2 separate regions of the Homo sapiens genome follow, and region 1 is linked to region 2. Evidence: chromatin loops called from intact Hi-C (ENCODE). Cell type or tissue: IMR-90. All regions are shown on one strand. Links, peaks and the distances in the headings refer to the core of each region. The heading gives the core; the rest is flanking DNA.

Evidence for each region. Peaks named below come from ENCODE experiments on the same cell type or tissue, not always from the same donor. Only the 100,000 strongest peaks of a DNase experiment are listed, where the experiment ranks them.
Region 1: it touches region 2 in a loop (2.2-fold over the local background); 1 of 110 quality-filtered maps calls a loop at or near these places.

The regions. Positions count from the first base shown.
Region 1 is chr12:41,051,507-41,060,639 of GRCh38, reverse strand. The region is part of intron 23 of CNTN1 (contactin 1); the gene reads right to left. Among named protein-coding and RNA genes, the nearest start is that of PDZRN4, 130 kb to the left of the region's middle. In IMR-90, for the core only: no CTCF peak of the experiment used is centred there; no DNase peak of the experiment used is centred there; H3K27ac peaks cover 163 bases.
Region 2 is chr12:40,954,342-40,963,474 of GRCh38, reverse strand. It overlaps CNTN1 (contactin 1), which reads right to left. Exons shown (of 24, transcript NM_001843.4): 15 at 4,241-4,361. Among named protein-coding and RNA genes, the nearest start is that of PDZRN4, 230 kb to the left of the region's middle. In IMR-90, for the core only: no CTCF peak of the experiment used is centred there; a DNase peak (open chromatin) is centred at 4,234; H3K27ac peaks cover 770 bases.

The DNA of each region.
Region 1 (9,133 bases), core at 855-8,854, 97 kb before region 2:
ATAGCTATTTGACAGAATGTTCTCACATTTACAGCCCCAACTTTGTGAAATACACTGAGTTATCACCAGGAGTAACTTTTCTCAGCCTCAATCAAAGTTAGAAAGACTGGCAACTTCAAATGCCCATTCCATTTTGCCATACTTATAAAAACAAGTGCTAAATTATTCCTTCCACTGCCTCTACCTTGCCTTCTCCAAATTAGTTTTTGAGGCAAAGAGACAAGTAGAACCAGAGAGAAAGTTTGAAAATTTACATGTTCCACTATGCCAAGGTTAATGGTTCCTCTTCAGTGCAAGTCTTGAAGGACCAGTTGAGCACTGTGACTAGGACTTCTTGGACATTTTCAACAGATACATGGCCCTGTGGGTTTATTTACATACAAAGAAAGACTGTCCCTTGCAATCATCCCCCACCACAAAAATTGCTCGTTCTATTGCTTTGCTTCTCTTTTTTTGTGGAGACTGGCTGGTGTTTGTGGGTATTGACAATAAAGAGAAAGAGTGAAACTAACTGGCCATGAGACTCAATTTTCCTTAAAATTATTTCATTTATTCATAAGATTCTGGACAGCCTGATCCATAATATGTCATTAACAAATATCTGTTCATTTTTTTTTTCCGACAAACTCACTCAGTTGCCTGAGTGAGTGCAAAGATGCGATCACAGCTCACCAAAGCCTTTACTTCCCAGGCTCAAGTGATCCTCTCACTTCAGCCTTCTGAGTAGATGGGATTAGAGACATGCATGACCATTCCCAGCTAAGTTTTTATATTTTTCGTAGATATAGGGTCTCACAATGTTGCCCAGGCTGGTCTGGAACTCCTGGATTCAAGCAATCCTCTCACCTCGACCCTGCAAAGTACTCGGATTACAGGCTCAGGCCACTGCACTTGGCCTGTTCAATGGATTTTTTAATTCTTTTAAACCACTTAGTAAGTGCCTAATTTGTCTAGGACACATTACAACATTTATTTTACTAAATTCTTATAAGATACAGTTAAAGTATGTATCATTATTTGTATTTACAGATTAGGGACCTAGGGCTTATATTTACATACCTAAAAGACAGTAAACTTAGGTATTGAACATAAACCAGAATCTAAGCCCAGTACTATTTCCTCTACATCCTGGCTGCTTCATAAACATCTTTAAACATTACTAGAGAATGCAGTGATGCCGCCTTCCTTAATGTAATGAGTTGAGAGTTGAAAATGACTAGAGGTTTCTAAAAGCCTCAATAGCAATGACAGCCAATAATCCCATTCTCTCACTGGTTTCAAATGGTGATGCAGAGACAGAACTACCCTGGAAACTTTCTCAGGATAAAACTGGGGCAAAAAGTTCTGTTGGTCTTCAGTCATCTTTGGCTTTGAGGCTATGACAAATGAGTGATTCACCTGTTTGAGGCTGTATTTTGGTATTTGGTATTAAGATCGGTATTTGGTATTAAGGGCATTAAGATTTGGTATTTGGTATTAAGATTTTTCTCCTAGTGTATTGGTATTTGGTATTTGCTATTAAGATTTTTCTTCTTTTTATGACCTTGAATTCATTTGTTTGTTAGATCTTGGGACCTTATTTCACAATTCAGTGTCATCCATCTATCAAAAAGGATTAATTGGTGTCTCTCTGTTTTGCTATATGCACATGAAGTTCTTATAAGAAATTGTCCAAATTCATTGAATCACTGAAACTATTAAGAGGATCATAACAAGCTGAATCTTCTCTTTGTACTTTCACAGCAGAAATAATTTTTCAGCTATTTTAACTATAGTCTGAAGTGTGTAAGGAGTCACTGGCTAGAATTGGACATTGACTAGTCTAAAAAATTTCTAAGAGATTGTGCTTGTTCAGTTTCTCAACCTGAAGATATAAAATAATTCTAATCACCTTGGATTGTATCTGCACAGAATTTCCTTGGTTCTGTTTATATATTTTTCAGACTTCCTTCTTTTCTGAAAAGGCTCATCCTTAGTCATAGTTTCATGGTGTTAAACCTTGAAATTTTAAGTTCTTTTCAAATTCTTTTTAAGTTAAAAAAAGGGGAAAAAAAGATTAACTTTCATCACTTTTGCAGGAGTTTATTTATAAAATCAGCAGAGTAGTTACTTCTTTCTAACCATTTGGAATTCTGGGAAATTCTTTAAGAAACCATTTTGTTTACATTGAACAAATCAAATTCCCACAAGTGAATGGAACTGAAATTCCTTCAATACCAGCATTTCTATCAGTATTGCCAGGCTTCTTTTATTCATTCCATCATACAATTTTTGGTTATTATTGCTTTTTCTCTTTTCAAGACTTGTGTCTTATTATACTCATTTATCTTGACAGTGGAAACAGGGACTTTTAGGTGTTTGTCAATGATGATATAGTAACATGTATGAAGTAATTCATAATGAATTTTCTAGGTGTTGAGAGAAATGTTAGGAAACCTAAAAAGAAGCTTGGGAGCATTGACTCATTTTGGATTTACTATGTCTTACCTGGATTGTTTTATCTCTTGTTCACTTTACCTGTTTTTCCATGTTGAGGTTCTTGCGTTTGTCACAGGACCACTTCTCTCTCCCTCTATACTCCCTATTCCTGCCACTACTCCTATAAAAATTGTCCATCCTCCTGCACTACTTAGTTCAGTTCATGAGGTACCATGCACTTAATTATTCATAATAGAAAATGCCGTCATTTGCAAAGTGCTTTTTCTTCCTCGCCTGTAATATATCAACTTGGGTGCCAAGTCCAACTGATTTGATCTCCAGTATAGCTCTAGAATCTCTCACGACTCTTCACCTTTATTGCCTGTGCATTAGAAGTTTAGGATCTCATCATCTCATGCTTATGTATAAGAAAAGCAAAATATAAAAATAAAAAAAATCACGCCAAAACGCCAGAAAACAAAAAGCAAAGACCACAAACTTAATCTTCTCCCTTTTCACAGTCTAAATATAACTTATACTCCAATCATACCTCTCTACCTTTATTTCTTAATCTTCCATTCCAAATTCATCAAATAAGATTTAAAATCAAGCAATCAGCCCATCTAAACCAATATCCACTAAAGTGCTTAATTCAGAAATATGAACAGAGTCTTATGTTGATATTGCATATTCTGAGAATTACATTGTTAGCTAGCCATAGGTTGATTTTTTAATACATATCAAAAATATTTCACCGAGCTAAATTAGTTGCACATTAAACTTTAATAATATTTTCCTTGTAAAGGGTCTACTAATGTACATGTGAGATTTTTAAGTGTTATTTATCACCTTTCTTCCTTTTTGTAGTGATCATGGTCTATTTTAAGTTAAGCCTGTGTTTAGAATATAATCTTGGACCAGGAATACATGGCTCTTTCTTTAGAGGAAATAAAATATTATCTAAATATTTATAAATAATATCTAAATATTTATAATAATATTTATAAATATCTAAATATAATAATATAAATATCTAAATATTTATAATATAAATATCTTAATATTTATAAATATCTAAATATAATATTTATAAATATCTAAATATAATATTTATAAATATCTAAATATTTATAATATTTATAAATATCTAAATATTTATAATATTTATAAATATCTAAATATTTATAATATTTATAAATATCATTTATAAATATCTAAATATTTATAATATTTATAAATATCTAAATATTTATAATATTTATAAATATCTAAATATTATAAATATTTATAAATATCTAAATATTATAAATATTTATAAATATCTAAATATAATATTTATAAATATCCAAATATTTATAATATAATAAATTATGATCTAAATGTTATATTTAGATAATACTTTAATTGGACTATATAATTGGTGCTTTAAATATGTTAGTTTTAACTGAGTCAGATGAATTTTCCACTTGTACGGATGGAGTCTAGAAGATTAAAAGAAAGTAATCTGAGTTTATTTAATTTTTTCCTCCTCCAAGAATCATGTGGATTCTGTCTGTTTAGATAATGGCAGAAGCTATGTCAGGTCCTCTCCCAAATAGTTAACAAAATTTGGTTTGGAGTTGGAGTGCTAGAAATTTTAGCTGTGCCTATCTGGCATTCACTATTTATTCTGCAATATAGTAGTTACTTATAGAATGACCTGTGTATTTCTGGGTATCTCTGTTTCTCTTCTCTTGTTGCTATGTCATGTCCCAATATCAGGTTCTTGCTAAAAATTGCCATATGGAACTAATCCCATCCTAACATAGTATACAGATTAAGAGCACATGCTTTAGTGTTAGAACTAAATCATTTGAATTCTGGCTCCTAGCTTAACCAGCTGTAGGACTTTGGACAAGTTACATAAACTCTCTGAATTTCAGTGACTTCATCAGTAAAATGGTGATAGTAACAATTAGCTAATTGTGTTATTTTAACAAAGATACAGAGTGCATTGCTATTATAAATAAATATTTCATGATTGGTGGCTCTTTGTATTATTATAGCTGGAAAATTATTTTCTAACCTACTTTGTTTGTTGAAAAATGAGTGCCAATTGTCTGTGGTCTCTGCAGGCCACATTCCAAAGATTTCTGGTAATGGACTCAGGAAAGAAGTATCTGGCCAGGCCCAGACTAAAGGGCATTAGAAGGTATTTAGGATTTAGGGTACCACTTAATCCAAGCCGGGAGGAATCAGGGCTCTTCTGACTACAACTTAACTACTCTGCATCTCCAAGGTTGTGCAAACTCAAAAGAAGATCTAGGTACTGAGGTACCCGTGCTTCTTCAAAGTAAGAGCAAATCCGTGGCTGTAATGTCCCTGTGTGGGAAGCTGAGAGGGAAGAGAGAGGAAGTCACTGCTGAGAAAGGTACATTGACATGATCCAACTTATAGATAAAGATGCTAGTTGTTTTAACTAAGTGGGCAGGAACCATCTAAATGTGATTAAAATGTGAGTTTCTATCCAAGTCATTTTTCTTTCTTTAGGATTGCTTCTCAGTTTTAATATAACAGGAAAAAACTTAACTGCCAAACCTCCATTCATGAATTTCAATTTAATAAGAACCCACTACTTCTGTGGTCAGTACTGGGTGCAGAAATGGCCTTTCTTCTTCTCAAGAGATCTTGGTTGAATGATAGTAAACCACAACTGTAGTACGGTGTGGTAAACACAATTGCACTTAGAATGCCAAAGATATGAGGGGAGCAAAAAGGAGGGTACTTCCAGGTGGCAGCAGAAAAGGGGTTTCCTGGAGGAGGAGGAAAACACACTAAGGAAGAAGAGATGGGGCAAAATATATGAATGGGTTTTAGAAACACCCACTGTCGTGATGATAACAAAATATTTACCAAGAAATGCATTGTGAAAAAGGGAGAAGCTAGTGAAAGTTATCCTGGATATTCACAAAAAGTAAACTCTTATTCTAAGCCACTGCTTATAATACTCTAAATTAATGTAAAGTTATAGTTGATCCTCTCATGTATATTAATTTCCATTTCATTAATTCATAGACCAATCCAAGATAATAAAAAAAATAATTCCCTTAAAACTTCAACATATTTTATCATCGTCTAGGACATTAATTTTATAGAAGGCAAATACATATTCTATTAGACTATATTTCAAACACAGTTGTGCAAATGTCAGAGAAGTTATTAACCTAGAAGAAAACCAAAACAAAAATATTTGCTACTTGGAATGATGCCTAATCTTCAGTTTTAAAACTTGCAATGTTGGATTTCGTCTAATTAAAAATGGCTGACGATAAACCACAAATGACATACTGTTCATTGACCATGCAGCAGAGCTGTGTAGAAAATATATTAAATGATTGAAACAATATTTTAAAATTAACACATATAAATGAAAATTCATCAAATTTGCAAAAATATATTGCATGACTTGACATTCTCTAAATCACATAAGTACATTCAAGTACATCTAATAACTAGAGAATGAGTTCTTTAAATGTGACATGGCAACTGATAGTGTAATTTAAAGACATTATTCTATGTGAAGTACCTTATTTGTGTGCTAGCTTACAGAATGTATTAGTAACTGCTGAAGATCAATAAAATAATTGAGCAACTGCTATGTTCTGTGATAAGTGCTTTGGTTTATATTATCAATAGGTTAATTATAAAGATAGGAAACTTGTTTATGTTTAAAATGAGGAGAGAATTACCATTTCTCTCTTTGCTAAAGCAGATACTCTAATCATATTTTCACCATGATTTTTCATCTTGTGTATAACTAACCTTGCCTCATACATGTTATGTTCCATGAAAAATAGGTAAGATATTAGGCATTGACAACAATATCTACTTAATTTGTAGAAAAATGTTTATAGTCAAATATGTTCTAGGAAATATGTATAATACTATGTTTACTAGTGCCTGTAATATAGTTGCCTTATTTTTTCCCAATATCGATGCTATAACTCCTAGCAAAATTTATTACTAATTTTATCATTCTCAAATTTTAGAAAAATAAATCTTATACCAGAAAGGATAGTATAGAGACTTTAAGGCACTATATAGTCCTAAATAATCAAGTAGCAATAAGAAAGCATACTCATTTTCACTTTAATTTGAGAATAATATAACTTCTCTTTCTTTGAGGAAAGGGAATTAGCCTCTAAAATTCAGATATAAAATGTTTCCTTTTATATTTATTTTATCTGGCTTATAGAATATTGATTAGTGTTTTACAAGTTTCCATGAACACAATTAAGAGCTGGCATACAATATATATTTTTAAAGAATGAAAGAACAAGAAGACAATAGAGTTTTGGGGACTTTTGCCTTAGTGGTACACTGTATTTATTTTAAAAATGGGTAAAAAAGGATTAAAAAGTCAGAGTAAGAAAATGCTAAGTTAAATAATTCTTTATTCCTTTAACTGAATCCAAAGTTCAACAAGTATAATAATAAATATGAGCTAGCATTATATTATTTGTAATGACATTTAAATATATGTTAGTTATTTTAAAATCTGTTAAAGATTAGTTAAAAGTTCTTGATGACGACAGTTTTCAGTCCCAGGAGCAAAAGCAAAAAGAATAACATGTGGCTGCAGAGAGCTACAAAAGATATGTTCAAACATCTAAATCATCAATATAAAGGGCAACATAATTAACAAAATTACAAAATAACAAGAGTTTCCAGGAATAAGCCACCTTATAAAGAACTGACACTGCATTATTGGCAAATATATATATATATATATATATATATATATATATATATATTTAGTGAAAACATGAAAGAGACAAAATCTAAATAAATTTTGTCTGTGAACTACTTTTTCCTCTACATCAAATTCATTTTGGGTATCATATATCCATGGCAGTGTATTTATATGTTTAGAAGTTTAGTCAGCCATTCATAGTGACTCTATAAAAAGAAAGAATGTCTTTTTATTTATAAAAACCAAGGCTTTCTAAAAATAAACTCAGACTATATAATGTCACGAAAGCACTTGGGATACTTGAAAGAATGTAAGAATTATGAAGACTATATTTTTCAAATGTGATGGCATCATTATTTTTTCTACTTCAAATATTTCTCTATCAAATTGGTTTGCTTTATATTTTAGACTTCTGCTTGGATTATAATATCTATGTAGTCTTAGGATCACACATGCCAGTTCTCTATTTTCTAAGCACATTTATTTTACTAAATATGTAAGTGCTTTTTAATTCATTTTTCTTCTTGTGTCCATTTTATTTTAAGAATTTTCTCTTTAGATTTTATTGGCTCTCACATTTTAGATGCATTCTTTATAACTTTAAATAATATTTCAAGAATTCTTTTTGGCTTAAATTTAATTATAAAGCATATACTGGAAATCCGATTCATGTTTTGTAGTTCTTGAGGATAAATAAATGTTCTTAAGACATTTACTATTGAAGTCTTCCAGATATTGTAATCCAACAGTATTTATCTAGAGAACTTTTTTTGCTAGTTAAATTGAAAAAACAAACACTGAGTCAAAATGGTTTGCCAGGTTCTTTGGGGGATAAAATATAAATATTTACTTATAAGTTATAGGCTACTTCATTCTAAAAAGACTTTCTGATAGTTTACAAAGATAGATAAAGTATGATAAAGAAAACAAATAAGAAAATTGAGAGGAAAAAAGATAAAGTTAGGAAACATGATACAAAATAAGAGGTAATACCAAAATAGCAGCAACATCAACTAAAGCTAGTACAAATATTGCTAATATTTATTGTGTCTGTGTTGTTCCAGGCACTTTTTAAAGCCACTGCATATATATTCAGACATTTTAAAGTAAAATATACAATACTTTATATATTTTGCTATAGGCATGTAGCAGATTTGGCTCTGAGCTTTGGCCATGCAGTGCAAACACGGAAATACATCAGCCATTGAGTTTCCAATGTCTTTATCCAAAAGATAAAAACAAGTAATGTCTCAGGAAGAGCTTATCTACTTCTGGTCTTAAGACCAGAGACAAAGTTTATGGAACAGTCTAGTTGGGCAGATATCCGGGATATAAACTGTACTGGATGCCAACACAGTACTAGAAATACAAGAAATTGGGAAAGCATATTTATCACAGTATTCTACCCCCACAGTTCTCTACTGAAGGAAGATGCTGATAAGCTATTTAGAGTGTGTGTGTGTGGAGAGTGAGTCTGCTATTTAATACATTCCAATAAGTAATATCTACACTGCTCACAGAGAATGGATTATTTAACTGTAGGTTTCTTTGTGTGTGTGTGTGTGTGTGTGTGTGTGTGTGTGTGTGTGTGTGTGTTTGTGTGGGGTGGATGTTAGGAGATGAACTGTTCCAGAGTTTAGACAGAAGTGATCCTCCTTGCATTCTTCCTCTTACAAGATCTCATCTTCTCCATTAAATACATAGTATGCAGGAATTTCAAGACTAATTTAATGTTAATATTAAATTATTTTATTTAGACATTAAATATTTATTTATTGGCCTAGACCAGGGTGCTCACTTCTATAGGTTCACCCCTACCTGAGAGAACTTTCATTCACAGTTCCTTAAAAAGAGGACATTTTTGTATGTGTTTTATAGAAATATATCCTCAACAATTGTAGAATAATATAATAGTAGATTTTGTGTATTTTTTTTGGTTTTGTTTCTCTACTTTATTTTTAATTGCCCTCAGTCTAAGCCAAT
Region 2 (9,133 bases), core at 803-8,802:
TTCCTTCAGGTATATTATACAAACCCCTGTCTTAAAGGGGTGATTCTGAAATTACTCCTTTCACCAACAATATTATTTGGAAAATTGGAAAATTGAGGTCAATATGTGTTCTTCATAGGAAAAAAATAAACTTTCACTAAAATCTTCTATAAGTTATTTAAATGTCATCATATCAAGCATAGCATTTTAATCTCTTGCCACCATGCCTAGCTTATTTTTGTATTTTTGGTAGAGACGGGTTTTTTGCCATGTTGCTCAGGCTGGTCTCAAAGCAATACGCACTCCTTGGCCTCCCAAAGTGCTGGGATTACAGTTGTGAGCCACCACACCTGGCCATCAATTTTCATTTTTTATATAGATTCATATTTTATTTATCTAAATTTGTTAGAATCCTTAGGGGGCTGGTTGAAGGTGTCCTATTTCAGAGTAGATAATCTGCTTTTGCCAGGGTTGTGACGACACAAATGTTTATTTATTTATCTTCATCTTCGATTTTATATGTTAGACCTCCTGGACAACAGCATTTGAAGAAATGTTACTCTTGCAAAAATAATCTCTATACTATAGAAAGACTAACAGAAATGTTGCCAAAGTTAACAGATATAACTCATATAAAAGCCAACTTTGGAAAAGAAAAGTGAAAATTACATGGTCAATACAATCTCATGATTTGAAGTTGTTTGCAGAGCTGGAGGATTAGACAATGCATGCAACTTTACTGGCCTCTTTTCCTCAAGCATCTTTGGACCCAGTTATATGGTAAATAAATTAAAGTGCTATAGCTTTCTATAAGTACACATTTATGCTTTTACAGAATTACAATAGTTCATATCTTATTATCGGGGACATTTTCTACAGATTGTTTTTCTTTGGCGACAATTGCCACTGCTTTCTTCATTTCTAAATCCTACCATACATGACACAAAAAACTCACAGCGGGAGTGTTTTCTCTCAGTAAAAGGCCCCATGAAATCAGATCCAATGCTACATTTTCCATTGACTATATTTTTCCTACATTTAATTTTAGTTTTATATTTAGAGGCATTCAGATTTAACTACTTGACTGCTTACATTCTAAGCTCAATATACAATAAAAAGGCAAGGAATAAATTAAAACACACTTCTTTTCTGATAGAAATTGCTTTCATCATGCTGTATGCATATACTCACCCTTTTCCACCCACAATTACAAATGCGTGCACACATGCACACACACGCACACACACATGTTGATTAGGGCAGCAACACTGTTCTTACTATGTATTCATTTCCTTCAGTGTGATGTAGGCTAAAAGAAATCCACAATCTTAATTATGTCTAAATATTTATACTTTTGTTTCAGTCTTCTCTGATAAGGCATAATCATTTATACACAGAAATAATTTTGTTATAAAAAATTTTTTAGCGATCCTCAGATGAAATTGCTTTCCCCTCTACTGTGTTTACTGTCCTTCTCATTGCACCACTAATTTCAGCAGCTGCAGTTCAGATTACCAATATCTGAATATGGATTAAAATTAGTCCATCTCAAATATGGAAAGTTCTTATAGATTTCTACTGTCTACTACATAACATATTTAATATTTTTTACAAACATGTAATTTTGAAGGGTTGAGTGCAAATCGAATCTTTTAAAAGCAATTCACAATCTAAATGTGCTATTAGATTTAACTACATGAAATGTATTAGTATTTTATTCTTTTGCATAAAGTGAATAATCATCTCTTCAATTTATTTTATTAGAGAGTCTTGATCTAGATGGGGAAATAAAAAATAGATTAGCTTTTTAATGCCTTGTGGGACATTGCTGGCTACGAAAATCTTATGAAAATTACAAATCATTTTCCCAGGAAAATGTACATACACGTAGAATTTTATGTACAATTTCTGGTGGTCCATGGATCCCTTAAAGCCTGTTCATAGACTCCAGGTTATGATTTCCTGAACTAGATACAAAAGTATAATTAAATGAATAAATAGACCAATAATAATATCACTTAAGGCAGGGCATGTCTTATACATTGCTCACCATTATTATTAAAAAATAAAAACAACTGTTTAATTGTCTACCTTCTGGTTTAAATATATAAAGCATATTAGAACATCTATACATGTTTTTGACACAAGTTCTGCAATAGTCAAATATATTTGACTATTTTAATTGCAAATTTCTTTTGATATGAAATGGATACTTTTTCTATTATTAGAAATAAAGTTTGAAGAATGGTTATGACTCTGCTGACTTTAACAGAGGTAAGCAGTATTTTCATGTACCTGTATGGTTTTATTAGCATCCTACTATAGTGCAAGGACTTAAAATGCTGTATACGTTTTTATTTCTACATAATATTGGCTATAGCTTCTTTTTATTGATTCTCTATAAAAATACATATAGTGGTGATAATTAATTACCTAAGTATGTGTGGCTAGTATCATGACTACCCTTGCATTTCATCTGTAAAATTCCTCTTCACTCTGAATATTACAGAGTATTCTATGGTAATAGTACTATGAGTTTACTACAATGTAATCATATGAAGACATTTATGTCCACACACTGTAACATAACTCCTATTGCAATATTAATGCTAATTATTTTCATATGCAAGCAATTTCAATTAAATATACACTTTGGCTACTTCTGGAAATGACTTAACAGCTAGTGGTCTGACTAGGAAGAATGGTGAACTAATCCCTCTAATCCCTCTCCCTAATAATTCTTGAAAACAATCAATGTCCCAGATAACAAAATAAATGAAAATACTGAACCTAAATGAATTTTGTTTGACTTAGGATTTTGTAGTCTCATTTTTATTTGTTATTATTCAATAAGTGGTTTGTGGAATGTATTTCCAAGTTCATTCAGATGAAGAAACTTCAACTAGACTTCTTAAAACTCTATTGGAGAATATATTCAAATGGAGTAGAAGAGTTTTCAGCATTTGCCCAGTGTTGCTTAGGGACCCCATATTAACATTGCTCTAGAGGGAAATGCAGGAGCTGCATGAGATTGAGTAAAATTATATTGACCCAGATGTGGAAGGAGAATTAAAATAAACAAGCCACAAATATCATTTTATTGCCAATTTATCTGATAGTGTGAAAAGTAAAGGCAAAATGTACAATTAATGTTCAATAAATATTTTTAGTAGGTGAAATGTGAAAAAATAGTAATTTTAACTGACACTGAGACAGAAAGAGAGAGCTACGAAACAATGCAAAGGAACTCTGCCATTCACTAAAAAAAAAACATATATGAATTTTACAACTTAGGAGAGTAGATAACTGTGTACCAACTGCTATAAAACATATGAGAGAAAGCAATATATGTTATGAAAATTCAGAAGATCGGAGCTCATATTGGGGACATCAAGAGAAGGATTCATGAACTTAGTATATACTTTAAGACTTGAAGGATGAATAAGATTTGGTCAACAAATCATGAGAAAAAGACATGGAAGGAATACTGTGAATAAAGCAACTGACATGGAAGTTAAAGTGTATTTTTGTGGATTAGTTAGATGGTTGGAGTTGGTTACATGAAGTGAGATATTAAAGGTAAGCAAGCTGGGGTCAACACATGGTACTTCTTGGGTGCAAAACTAAAGGGCAGTCAGTGAAGAGCCAGCTCTTTATTTTAAACAAGGTGTGCTGTGTTCCCAGCCAGCCTCACTGCTATGGCAGCGGCCAGTAGCAAAGGGGTTGCATTTTTAATAAATGTATATTCCATCACAATCTCAATTATATTATTCATAAGAACGAAAACACTAATTTGAAAAAACCAGCAACAAATAAAAACATGATACATGTATAAATTAACTTTACACTCTAAGACAAAAGTGATAAATATATAACAGTTGAGGTTATAGTAAACAGCATCAGTATATATCTTTTCCATAGAAATAAAAAAGGAAACAGCACTATACACAACACACTAAAAAGTATTAGCAGGAAACGAGAACTTTTGGTAAGTCTACAAAGCACAAACATTTAGTAGGAGATATGTGGTGTAACTTTCTAGAAGATACGTAGTTAGTAAAACAAACAAAATCAGTGTTGTTTACTACTTGTCTGGCATAGATCATTCTTAGGCATGGGAAGAAGCTTAAGATCCATTCTTAAGCATGGGATTGAGACTCTAAATATGTAAGAATTTGCACCAGAGTTACCAGAAGATTATACATGTTTATGCAAGTCAAATACTTTTGGTTTTGTAATTTTAAAATGTTGAAACTCTTACCTCTCACTACAAGGTCAGCTGAAGCTGAAGAATTGTCCACAATTGTCTGGGCAGTGCATGTGTATCTTCCAGCATGTTTCAGCTGCGCATTTCGGATTAGTAATTCCCCATTGGAATCCAGCTGTTAGCAAAAACAGCAATTATTCAAATCAGTACATTTTTCACCAATTATGTGGCATTTAAGATCCAAGAGGTAGTTTTTTCCCCTAACAAAATGAACACCACTTAAAGAATGTGTTTTAGACATGCTAACTCTATGTCCTTGCTCTAGGCTTCAGTTTCTCAACTGAAAAATAAAGTGAATAATTTATTGATAAGGTATTTTTTAGCTTTCATATCTTTAACATTCTATTATTTCCACAATCAGAGGGTTATATCGAGAGAAACTCAAGGGATGAAACTATTTCATTGATATCTCTTAAAGAGAAATATTAAGGTCTAATAAGTATCAATAAGTTTTAAGTATCAATGAGTACAAACAAATACTATATGGTTTGGAAGAATGATTGATTTGGTTTCACAAAGCTGATCTAATTGACTAGTTTTAATATGTGCCACAGTTCATTTTACAAAGATACTAAAAGTTTGCAGAAATTGAGAAAATGTACAATTCCACTAACATGTACTCTGTTGCCAAATTATAAGTTCTGCGAGGACAAGAGTATTTGTTTTGTTCAATGCTCTATTCTATTGCCTCCAAGAGTGTTCAACACATATTTTTGAGTCTTGAGGAAATTTTGCTTGTGATGATGAGACACCATTTCAATGTAATTTCCAAAAATAGCTAATAGTTATTCAATGCCTACTCTATACCGGGTCCTGGTCTGTGCAAGTATATACATACATACATACATACACACACACACACACACACACACACACATATATACACACACACATATACACATACATACACACATACAGGCACACACACACATACACACACTTTTATTCAATTCTTTTTTGACAACTGCCCTATGAGATAGGTCTTATTATATCCATTTGATTAACAGTAAAAGTTAGACTTAAGGAATCCAAGTAATTTAACTAAGATAACTAAGGTCACTCAGCTTGTATGGTAGCAGGAGCATGTCAAAGTTCATGTTAATTATCTCCAAGATATTTTCTTAGAATGAAAACTTGGAAAACTCAATTTTTAAATGGACATTTGGTTTTCCTATGAACCAAAAATATTGATTTACTATTTCAGTGATAAATATCTAGATACCTATGATGTATCATGACTGTACATGGAGTGAACGTTTTGCTTCACCATAGGTTCTACCAATAACCTCTTCATATATCATGTTCCCTCCAGTTCTTGGAAAACATTTGGGTTTGCAACCCTTGCTGGATTAATGAGGTTAAGAATAATAGCTGAGAGAGCATATTGGTATAGTTAGTTGGAACAGAATATTAATATCTCCATATAAAGAACTGATCAGTGGCCACACACCTTAATCCTTGATATTAGCCAGTCTTAATTTAATGTCGATTGAGATCTTCCAGTCCCTTGAGGTATAGATTGGTCAAAAATTGAAACAGTTCCCAAGATTTCTACAAATTCCTGCAATAGGGGAGTTTTTTTCCTTCTGTCCTCTTGGTCTGTTATTTATTTATTTATTTATTTATTTATTTATTTTTGTCATACCAGGGAGCTCCAGACTAGAAATTCAGCACTTTCTCTATTTTATCAGAAAACCAAATAGCATGAAGTCTTACCTAGTAAAGTTAGTTTACTGAACAACTGAAGGAGCTGGAACTGGTTATATCAAAAAAAAAAAAAAGGTAGGGTAAATCAACCTTGAAAAGTATCATCCACTGCATAATTCTGTTTTTAAAAGTCCTGTTGGCCGTAAATTTACTGGGAATTTCCCAGTAACCTTCACCTCTCCCAGTGCTCTGCCATCTTGTTGGCAGCCACTCCTACTACCAATCTCTTACTTCTCTCTTCTTTTCTCTTCTTTCTCTTGGAAATAAATAATTCTTATTTTCTCATATTAAGCTGTTTGATTGTTTGATTTTTACTTGGATTCTGACAATATCTATTCTGTTTTTAGTTTTTCCATTTCTTCATTTCTTACTCTTCAATCAATTCTCATCTGAGTCCCACTGCTTCAGCTCATCTTATTTGACTTCTTGATAGCATTTGGCTTTCCTTCCTCAAATACTCATTTTTTTCTAGTCATCTGACTTTCCAGGAACTTCTAGGACATTCTTAACCCCTCCCTTTCTTCAACTTTCTCATAAACTCATCATAAATTCTTGAATTTATCCATTCTTTCCATCACTACTGCCTCTTGTCCAAACTACCCACATCTCTCACCTGAACCCCTACATCTTATTTGATCACTACTTCCACCACTGTTCCACTCTATTCTTTCCTCTATTGGTTACCTAGAATAACCTTTTAAAAATGCAGCTGGGCCCAACTCACTTGTCTCCATAAAAGCAGATAAACTGAAACCTTTAAAATTTCCCTTTCCTGGGACAAAAGCCATAGCATTATTGTAGCCAACTTGATTCCATTCTCTAGGCTCTCTCTGATGCTCCAGCTCACCTAGTGTGCCATCTCACTCACACTCTGCTCTCCAGGCAGAACATTCTCTTTTTAGGACCACAAATGTATCTTGTTCTCTTCAGTCTCTGGTTCATCACATTGTCTTGTCTTCTGGAATTGTGATTCATACCCCTCATAACCTCAATACCCCCTCCCCTATCACCTTCACCTCTACCCAATACCAGTTGAAATCATTTTCTCCAGCAAGTCTTTCCATTTTCTGTGGACTAGGCAGGTACCCTTTCTATATTTTATTATGCTACCATGAAACTTCTGTCATATTACATATCGTAAATGCAGTTAAACACTTTTGTGATTATGTGGTTGAAGTTGTTCTCCCTGGCCGACTATAAGTTTGATGTGAGGAAATACGTCTGTTTTATTTAGCAGACATGTTGTATCCCTGTGTTATATATGTATACAGCTGTATGCGCTGTCTTCTCAAGTCCAGCACAGTGCCAAGCAAATAATCACGCTAAATATGCCTTGTTTGAATGAACTTGTCAAATTGTCAAGAATTTTGGTATCTGCTCTTAAGATAATATGTATTCACTTCTTTTCAGCTACATTCAGAATTATGTTAGCAAGTACATATAACCCATGACAGTGACAGCATTTACTAAACAAATAATGAGGCTTTTCTTGTGTGAGAGTGAAGTACACACACCTTCAGCCTCCACAGATTACCCCTGCACCTAACTCCTGTGCCCCAGCCACAGTGAATAGGGTATACTTTGCTATGTGTTCTCACGTCAAAACTTTGCATATATCACTTGCATTGCCTGGATTGCCCCACCTCCCACTTCCATTACTTGGCTATGAATGTTCAACCCACATTTTGGATACCCCTCCCATATCTGAAATTGTAAGGCTGGATTAGTTATTGCCCTCTGTACAGTTTCATTGTAACTATTCCTTTCTACCGTAATCGTGTCACTGTTGATTTCTTCCACTAGACTGTAATTCCTTAAGGAAAGAACCAGGTCTTATTTATTATTACATACAAAGTACTTAATGTAATATCTGACATACAAGAGAATTCAACAAATATTGAATAGATACATTAAAATAATCTAAAGTGTTTTTATTAAATAGACATTCTTTCAGTAATTTCAAATGGTTTTTTCAGGTAAGATAATGATAATGTTATGAGATAAAATAACTGACTTGAGAAAAACTATTGCTATCCATATCTATGAGATAAACTACCAGGAATGATATATTTCAAATATCTATACACTATTTTCATAAGAAAATAGAAAGGTTATTGGGAAGGTGTGAAAATTTATAGAGAAAACAATATCACTAACATACAAGAAAACTGAACTTCTAACTTTTCCCACCCCTATGTGTAGTAAAGAGTTTAGCCTTGCCCAAAGAGAGGTCTTGCCATTGCCCTCAGCTTCTAGAAGGTAATCTCTATAATATCTTTCTTTGCTTGGGAAGTCTTGGGTCATACAGGATAGTCCAATCATATGATTTAGAGTAGGGGTTAGCCACACCTCTATAGTCTTCAAGCTGGGGCTGGTCATAGAGTAGGAGTTGGGTCATACTGGAAAATCCAACCATGTGATTTCGGGCAAGAGTTAACTACACCTGTAGAGTCTTAGAGAAGGGCCTGGTCATGCCACAAATAGGACATTTTGACTTAGAGTAGGGTCTTCGATTCATGTGGTATCAGTCAACCTAGAGACTGAGATTAACCATGTGAGCAATGAGTCCATCAATCATGTCTAGTTGATGAAGTCCCCCCAAAAACTCTGGACAGAAAGGCTTGGTAAGCTTTGCTGGTTGGCAGTACTTCAAGCATACTGTCACACATCAGAGCAGTCAGAGTAATGCATTTTAACTGCACGGGGAGAAGATAATAGAAGCTCTGTGTTTTGTACTTCTTGACTCTGCCCTGTGTGCTTTTTCCTTTGGCTAATTTTAATTTGTATCCTTCTCCTGTAAGAAGCTGTACCCATGTATATAACAGCTTTAAGAGAATTCTGTGAATACCTTCTAGCGAAGCATGGAAACTGAGGGTGATTTTTGCAACCCCTTGAACTTGCAGTTGGTGTCAGAAGTGAGGGTGGTTTGGGGGACTGTGCCCAACTTTGCAGCTGGCCTAACTTCTTATACTAAATAGAATTCATCTAACAAAGGAGGTAAAAGATGTTATTTTATTACTTATATTAAAATTTTTTTTGAGGTAAGCAGAGAATAAGATTCATATATAGAGAAGGTAAATATGAGTTTTTCTTGGTCTATCATAAAAGTTAATTGACATATATGTCTAAGTAATTTTTAGTGAGGAAAAATAAAATATAAAATAATTATTGTAAAATAAA